Linked DNA regions of Homo sapiens: region 1 is linked to region 2. Evidence: read pairs that join two places in POLR2A ChIA-PET (ENCODE). Cell type or tissue: OCI-LY7. All regions are shown on one strand. Links, peaks and the distances in the headings refer to the core of each region. The heading gives the core; the rest is flanking DNA.

Region 1 (4,584 bases), core at 1,371-3,870, 93 kb before region 2:
CAAATTATATAACCTTCTTATTCTTTGGAGAATATTTAATATCTTAAAATAATTATTTTTTAAGTGTGTATGAATATCTGCCCTATTGACTGTGTCATAAAAGTAATTTTTTCTTTGAATTATTATATGTCTCATTTTCTTCCTCTTTCCTTCCTTTCTTTCTTCCTTCCCTCCCTCCCTTCCTTCCTCTCTTTCCTTTTCTTCTTTCCTTTTCTTTTTTCTCTCTTTCTTTTTCTCTTTCTCTTTCTTTCTTTCTTTCTTCTTTCTTTCTTCCTTCCTTCCTTTCTTTCTCTCTTTCTCTCTTCCTCTCTTTCTTTCTTTCTTCTTTCTTTCTTCCTTCCTTCCTTTCTTTCTCTCTTTCTCTCTTCCTCTCTTTCTTTCTTTCTTTTTCTTTCTTTCTTTCTTTCTTTCTTTCTTTCTTTCTTTCTTTCTTTCTTTCTTTCTTCTTTCTTTCTTCCTTCCTTTCTTTGTCTCTTTCTCTCTTTCTTTCTTTCTTTCTTTCTTTCTTTCTTTCTTTCTTTCTTTCTTTCTTTCTTTCTTTCTTTCTTTTCCTTCCTTCCCTCCCTCCCTCCCTTCCTTCCTTCCTGCCTTCTCTTCCTTTGTTTCTTTGTTTCCTTCTTTCTTTCTCTTCGATTTTTCTTTTATTTGTTGCTGCAACCTCTAGGTTATCCTAATTGCTCCTTATTTTTTTCCCACCACATTAAACTTTTATTGCTATCAGTGTGTATTTGTTAAGTATGTACTTTGAATAGAGAATGGAATACAGTACATGTTTAGAAAATGCTTGTTTTCTAACACATATGAGTTGAAGTATTTTGAAATGTAACAAACAACAAAATAAAGCTTCTAATATATATCAGGCATTCTACCAGCATTTTCTTTATCCAGAAAACAGCTTATAAATTAAATATTACTAATGACACATTAAAGAAAAAGAAACTAAGATACATACAGATTAAATAACTTGCCAGTATTTATATGATTATTAAGTGCAAACCAAGATCTTTATTCATTTATTCATTCACAAATTCAAAGATTAGGAAAAATTGATCCTGCATTTCGGCATGACAACACTTGTGTTGGTGCTCACCAGGCTGCCCACCACTCCTCATTGTCTTCTCCTGGACATGCTTTCTTCATTATGGAATCTGCCTAGTCTCCCAATGAGCCCAGTAATTGCCCAGTAGACCTAGGCTAACCTTGTTATTCCAAAAATCCTTCTAGGATAGTTCCCAAAGTTGTAAACTTCTAAAAAGTTTCAACATTGATATGGAGTTCCAAAAAAGCCAAGGACAAATCTGTGTGGCTCCTTGGAATGTCCATTTTTGCATATAGTTATCTAGGAAGGCTTATGAAGCCTCTTCTACTACAAGAATCTCCTGATGAATAAGAAAGTAAGAAGGAATTACAAGGTTATCTGCATTTGTGAATTACTCATAGTTATGAAAAACTACAAAAGAACTATAGGGAATGATTGTTCTAAACCTATTCATCCTCCAATTTAATAACTCATAGAGAATTGAGATATTAATTCATTCAATGACAAGTATTTATTCAACACTCATTGTGAACCTTGCACTTTGCAATGTGCTGGAGATTCCTTGGAAAACAAGCTGAGTATAATCTCTGCCCTCATGCAGCACAGGTTGGTGGGGGAACAAAACAATACACAAGTAAGCAAATAAAAATATATTACTGCAGATTGTGAGAAGTGATGGAATAGAGTGCTGTGACAAGAAATTGTATAAAAGGCTTTATTTTAGTTTTGGTGGTCAGGGAAGGTACCTTTGAGGATATGACATTGGAGCTGAGACTAGAAAGATGAGAGGGAATCAGGGGATAGGGAGGAAGAATTCTAAGGACAGCTAATTGTAAGAGCAATGTGAAGTGGGGAGAAAGTCTGGGCCTGTTCCAAGAGTGAATAGAAAGCTAAAATAGATGAAGTTTCCTGAAAAAGGAGGATAGCAGCAGAAAATGAGGTAATAAATTATTGCCAACAGTTTATTTCATAAATTTAACTAAAATTTCCTGGCATATTTACAGACTACAAGACGCCCAGCAGATTCTGCCAGCTTTCTATTGTTTAAAAGTGAATAAAAAGACAAACACACCAATAAAAAAAAAAGGATAAAAGATTTGAACAGACACTTCACAAAAAAGATACAAGATGGCCAATAGCATATGAAAAGATGCTCAACATCATTATTCAGAAAGAAAATACAAAATAAGACTACCAGGAGATAACACTACCCATATAAATAGATACAGCTATAAAAACTAACAATGTCATGTTGGGAAAGATGTGGAGCAACTGGAACTCTTGCACATTGCTTGTGGGTACAACTACTTTAGAAAATAATGTGGCAGTATCTTATAACAGTACATGTACACTTAACTTAGGATACAGCAATTCCACTACTACATATTTGCCCAAAATAAGTAAAAACATGTATCTACAGAAAAGCTTGCACATGAATGTTCATAGCAGCTTCATTGGTAAGAGCCAAAAATGAGAAGTAATGCAAATGTGCATCAACATGTGGTACATGAATACAATAGTATATTAGCAATAGGAAGGACAAACTCATACACACATGTATATGGATGAGTCTCAAAAATGTGCTGAGAGAAAGAGCAGATATATACACAACATGTACACATGTACATAACATGTCATACATACATAACGTGTGTGTGATGATTGTATTTATATGAAATTCTAGAATGGACAAAACTGTATAGTGACAGGAAGTGAAAGCTGATGAGGCCAGCAGTTGCCTGGGTGTAAGGGTAGGAAAATGTTACTGCAAAAGCTCACAAGGGAACTATTTGGGGTGATGCAAATATTCTAAATCTTGATTGTGATGGTGGTTACATGGATATAGGTATTTGTCAGGACTCATTAAACTGTAAAGTGGGTACATTTTTAAAAATGGGTACATTTTCTTATATGAATACTACACCTCAATAAAATTTGTTTTAAAAAACAGTCAATGGATTTGTTTCTGTTAACGTTTATCATTATTGTTTATAGGATCTTTTCTCCATAGTAAACTAAATAAAATGTTTCCTGTATTTCTTTTAAAATATTGACTAATTATTTTATTTTTCACCAGTCCTCATTAAGGTTTTCCTTTTTTTTAAATTGTTAGCATTTTATATTATATGGTACAGAGCTATGAGAAAAATAAAGCTTTCTTCTGAACTAGATTAATTGACTGGCATTAAGGAGACTTTTGCCTTATATATATATTTTTAATTTGGGGTATTGTTGTTGTTAAGGAGTGAAAACTATGGATATTCAGGGAAAATTATACTGAAGGACTTTTAATTATTCTCATATTTTAGATTTCTTATATGTTTAAGATTACATATGCCTAAAGTGAATGTTTTAAAGTTCCCTAAAAACATTTAGCCTGGGTCAAAGCTTAAGTCCTAATACTTTCTTGAAAAAGTAATGCTAGGGTAGCAACAGTGAGGGGAAAAGAAGTGATTCAGGGAAGGAGAAAATGTAGTACCTCATCCAGGAATCCACATCTTTAGAACAAAGCACATTTTGCTTCCTCACTAACACTAAGGACATATCCCAAGCAGGTCGTAAGGTAACCCCTGCTACTTAGGAAAGTGTGAGATAGAAAGACAGGACAGGAATTTATCTGCTGGCTTTTTTTTTTTTTTCTCATTACTCTAAGTTTGTGTGGAGGTAAAGCAACTCCATCTTGAATGCTACTCAGAGGTGTTGACTGATTTACCACAAATTCTGTCCTTGAGCAAATTACTTCAATTGTCTTACAAATTCCTTTTGAAGCACGTGTACCCTTTCCCTATGGTAAAAAAAAAAACCCTGGGTCGGAGGCAGAATGGTGCAGGGATCCACCATATCTTCTCACCACCACCAGAGATATGGCTAATATTCCTAAGTCAACTGAAGAATGACAAGGTTCGCAAACTGTCAACTGAAGAATGACAAGGTTTGTAAATTTGGAGAGGAGAGCTTTATTTCTCATAAAGGGCTGCAGCCTTCGGGGTGCCATTCTGACAGGCTGGGAATTGTAGCCTATAGCCAGAAACCAGAAACACACACTTCCAGGGAGGGAAAACTGGAACAGGAATCTATGTTGGGCAGAGTGGCAAGTGTACACATTCCATAAGGTATGGGAGGAGTCATGTATATTTGTGAAAGGAGAACTATGCTCATGTGCAATTGAGCGTCTCGGCCCTCATGGGTCCCACATACAAAAAAAACAGCAGCATTGGCTTGATCCGAGGGTAGAGTTTTCAGCCCTCTGATGCCAAAAGATGAAGCAGAGGACATGAAAATCCTTACTGCCCATTCTTCGTAGACTAGTCAGGACTACTCCAGGGTCAGTGGTCTTTTTTCAGGTGGTTGGTTGATATCTGTGGTGGAGTCCTTTGAGAGGGCTGGTTTCTTTTTAGCCCCTAGGAAAGAAAGCCTAATGGTGGTTAACCATTAGTAAGGGAGGGGGTCTAATGAGTTGTGTCCAACCTCCTATCCTGTCATGGCTAAGAACTCAGTTTTCAAGGTTTCTCTGGGGTCCACCTTGGCCAAGAAACGGTCCATTC
Region 2 (4,584 bases), core at 1,411-3,910:
AAATCTATCAAAAACAATAATAGCTACAGAAACCTGTTAAGAGATAGGTAATATAAAAATATGTAAAGTCAATTAAAATTCAAAATGAGAGAGAAATGAAGTTAAAATGTGGAAGTTTCATTTTTTGTTTGTCTCTATTCTTTGTGATCTAAGATAAATTGTCATCTCTTTAAAATAACTTGTTATATCTACAAGATTTTTTTGTAAACCTCATAGTAACCATAAGGCAAAAACCTATAATAGATTCACAAAAATTAAAAAACAGCAAATTAAAACATACTACCACAGAAAATCACTTAACCCCAAAAGAAGAGAGTGAGAAAAGAAGAAAAGAAGAGAGGAGTTTCAAAATACCAGAAAATAAGCAACATAATGGCAGTAGCAATTCCCTACTTATCAATAATAATACTGGATTTAAATGGACTCAATTTTCCAATTAAAAGGCATAGGGTGGCTGAATGGATAAACAAACAATACCTAACTACATGCTGCCTATAAGAAACCCACTTCACCTCTAAAGATATAGATAGACTGAAAGTGAAGGGGTGAAAAAAGATATTGCATGCAACTGGAAACTAAAAGAGAGTGGGAGTAACTATACTTACATTAGAGGAAATAGACTACAAATGAAAGATTGTAAAAAGAGATAAAGAAGGTTACTACATAATGATAAAAAGGTCAATTCAGCAAGAAAATGTAACCATTATATACATCTGTGCACCAACACTGATAGATTTATACAAATATAACTATAAAAAACTGATTAAAGTAATTGAACAAAACATTAATAAGGATATTCTATGTCATGGATTGGAAGAATTAATATTGCTAAAATGACAATACTATCCAAAGCAATTTACAGATTTAATGCAACCCTTATTAAAAGACCAATGCCATTCTTCACAGAAATAGGACAAATGCTAAAATTTATATGAAACCAGAAAGACCCTGAAGACCCAAAGCAATTCCAAGCAAAATAAGAAAAAAACAAAAAAAGCTGGAGGCATCACATTACCTGACTTCAAAATTTACTGCAAAGATATAATAACCAACGATTCACAATATTAAAGACATGGAATCTATCAAAATGCCCATCAATGGTAGAATGGATAAAGAAAATGTTGTACATATACACCATGGAATACTATGCAGCCATAAAAAGGAACAAGATCATGTCCTTTGTAGGGACATAGACAGAGCTGGAAGCTGTTATCCTCAGCAAATGAACGCAGGGACAGAAAACCAAACACCACATATTCTCACCTGAATGAGCTGAATGATGAGACCACATGGACACATACTTGGCCTTTTGGGGGTGGGGTGTTGCAGGAAGGAAAGCATCAGGAAGAATAGCTAATGCATGCTGGGCTTAATACCTAGGTGATGGGATGATCTGTGAAGCAAACCACGGTGGCACACATTTACCTACATAAAAAACCTGCATATTCTGCACATGTACCCTGGAACTTAAAACAAAAATTAAACATTAAAAAAAAAAGCTATAGTAACCAAATTAGCATAGAACTGGCAAGAAAACAGACACACAGACCAATGAAACAGAATAGAGAACCCAGGTATAAATCAATGCATTGACAGCCAACTCATCTTCAACAACAGCACCAAGAGCATACAACAGGAAAAGGAGAGTCTGTTTAATAAATGGTGCTGGGAAAACTGGGTAATTACATGTAGAAGGATGAAATAAACCCCTATATCTCACCATACACAAAAATAAAATTAAAATGGATGAAAGGTTTAAATCTAATACCTGGAACTATGACTATGAAACAATTAGATGAAAACTTTGCGGAAGTGTTCCAGGACATTAGGCTGAGCAATGACATTTTGTGTAAGACCTCTAAAGCACAGGCAACCAAGAAAGAATAGACAAATGGCATTGAACCAGGCTAAAAAGCTTCTGCACAGCAAAGGAAACAATCAACAATGATTTAAGGTCCTGTATGAGGGATTTGTTAAAGTATAATCAAAATGGAGGCAACAGTATATTCTTAGGTCAACCACTCATAGCCACATAACCAAAATTTAAGCTATCCTGATTTCTCTGAAATGCAATTTCTAATGATTAACAAAAGTTAAGCTTTCCTTTCTTGTTAGTATGATGAAATTGAACCAATTTGTTACAGATAAATAAGTTTATACAACTCTACTTGCCCAAAAAGGAATATGTTTTTAATAGCCAGTCACAGCAGAGGTCAATGCACTTCCTCATTGATGCTTTATAAGCTGCACTGTAACTCTCACGTCAAGTTTCTTACTATTTTTGATTTGAAGTCTTCTGGTTTGTGAACTATTCTTCTGTATGTATAATAAACCTTCATATTCCTTTTTTACTTGACCTGACTTTATTTTTACGGGGTCCTCCATGGCGTTTGGGTTTCTCACAGTGTGGCAGTCTCAGGATAATACTGTAGTACTTTTCACTAGGCAGGTGTCTTCTATGAGCAAGATCTCCAACAGAAAGGAAGTGGAAGCTCTTGTGGTCTGGAACAGAAAGCTCACACAATCTCTCTCTCTCTTTTTTTGTTTTGAGACAGTCTTGCTCTGTTGCCCTGGCTGGAGTGCAGTGGTGCGATGTTGGCTTGCCGCAAGCTCTGCCTCCTGGGTTCAAGCAATTCTCCTGACTTAGCTTCCCAAGTATCTGGGATTACAGGCATGCGCCACCATGCACAGCTAATTTTTTTTTTTTTTTTTTTTTTTTTTGCATTTTTAGTAGAGACGGGGTTTCACCATATTGGCCAGGCTGGTCTCGAGCTCCTGACCTTGTGATCTGCCTGCCTCAGCCTCCCAAAGTGCTGGAATTACAGGCGCGAGCCACCACGCCTGGCCAGCCCACACAGTATCTCTTCAGCAATATTCAGTAGGTTAGGGGAGTCAAAGAGCCCACCCAACTCAAGGGGAGAAAACAAAGGACCCTTATTCCCCCTTTATACGCTTCATGATGAGAGTATCAAAGTGCTTGTTGCAATATTTATTTCACCAAGGAGGAAAAGGTCAATTTGGACCAGAAAGGTCAGAAAAAGTTTCCCCCGTCTGGGTATCTCCAATTCTTCTATCCCTGGTTCACCTCAGAGTATTGCAGTTCTGAGAACCAGTGCATTCTGGATTCATTGTAGAACTTTGATTCTCTACTTGACTGTATGTCAGAATCACCAGAGAGCTTGAAAAATCCTGATACCTGGATCTTTTCCCGCAAAACTCTGGTTCATTTGGCTTGGGATTCAGTGTGGGCATTAAGGAGTTTCATCAGCTCTCCATGTAGCTTTAAATGTGATTTTAAGCTGGTTAAAAACCACAGCTTTAAAATGATATGGCCTAGACAGTGCACTGTTAGGTAAATACTTATTCCATAGGCATCAGGGTTAAGTTGATATGCAGAGAAGATCTCTAAAGAGAAAAAAAAAAAAAAAGGTAGGAAACAAATGAAAGTGGAATAAATGAAGGTGTAAATCAATAAGATGAATGGGGGAGGGGATGTCACTCTACGTATATGGTATAAGTTCTGCTCTTTTAGCTCCACGTAAGCTAAAATTGTGGAATAATGTACAAGACAAAAGTTATGAAGTTAGCATCGAATTTAAGCCAGAATTAAAAATTGTCAGGCACTCTCAGCTTGTTTTCTAGATTCGGTATTGATCTCTGCGAAATTCAGTTTTCTCTTTGCCAAAGGATATTGTGAGGTTTACTGGATATTTTTGACCTAGATGTATAGGCCTACATACTTGGACACAGGTTGTCTGTTAACCTAAGACTTTGAGTCAAATTTTAATAATAAGAATAGTTATAAATGTATAGCCCTATGAGTTAGCATTTTTTTAGTTCCAGCTGAAAAAAGAAAAAAGAATTGTCTAGAACATTTTTCTCTCTTCTGGGTATCCCCAGTACTTCTATCCCTGAGTTGCAATCCACTAATATTATTATTTATTTGATGCTCAATTTGTCCCAGATTTGTCCAGTGGGAACCCCTTTAAATGTCCTTAAAGGTAAAAACTGCCAGCATGTTCTACTGAGATATGGACTAACAATGTCAGACATATGTGGGTGCTTGAATAGTATTTGCTTCAAAAATATTTATTACTAGAAAGCTGCTGTGTTTGGGGTGAGAGGTTAGTAGGGAAGGGGGTTCATAAAGGGAATGCAAAAGCCACGTCCTCTGGAAGTTAAAGGATCATTTTAAATGATTCTACTGCAAACATTTTTCAAAAGATAAACATGACCCATTTCTCCAATTTGTGTCATGTAATAGTAATAATAATGATATTTAAATACTCCCACTGATATGTCCTTTACAAAGATATATTATATGTCTTATTTAATCAAAAAACCTTAAAAGAGTCCCTGTACCTAATTTTATTCCAGGACTCAAACTGTGTCAGCATGTCATTCAGTGCAAATCAGACATTTAGATGCATAGGCTATGCTGTCAGTAGTTCTGAACTTTCATAGACATTTCCAATTAGCTCGGAGAGACAACTGGATATTGTGTTTAAGCACTGTGTTTAGGAAAACAGGCACTGGATGGACCAATGCCAAATTTCCTGCTCTGCTGCTTAACTAAGTATGTGT

Evidence for each region. ChIA-PET counts read pairs that join two places held together with the same protein. Peaks named below come from ENCODE experiments on the same cell type or tissue, not always from the same donor. Only the 100,000 strongest peaks of a DNase experiment are listed, where the experiment ranks them.
Region 1: POLR2A ChIA-PET joins it to region 2 with 5 read pairs; 1 of 35 experiments calls an interaction of 5 or more read pairs at or near these places.

Annotation. Positions count from the first base shown.
Region 1 is chr5:50,535,943-50,540,526 of GRCh38, reverse strand. No RefSeq gene overlaps it. Among named protein-coding and RNA genes, the nearest start is that of EMB, 97 kb to the right of the region's middle. In OCI-LY7, for the core only: no CTCF peak of the experiment used is centred there; a DNase peak (open chromatin) is centred at 2,796.
Region 2 is chr5:50,443,390-50,447,973 of GRCh38, reverse strand. No RefSeq gene overlaps it. Among named protein-coding and RNA genes, the nearest start is that of EMB, 4.4 kb to the right of the region's middle. In OCI-LY7, for the core only: no CTCF peak of the experiment used is centred there; a DNase peak (open chromatin) is centred at 2,493; H3K4me3 peaks cover 1,438 bases; H3K27ac peaks cover 2,500 bases.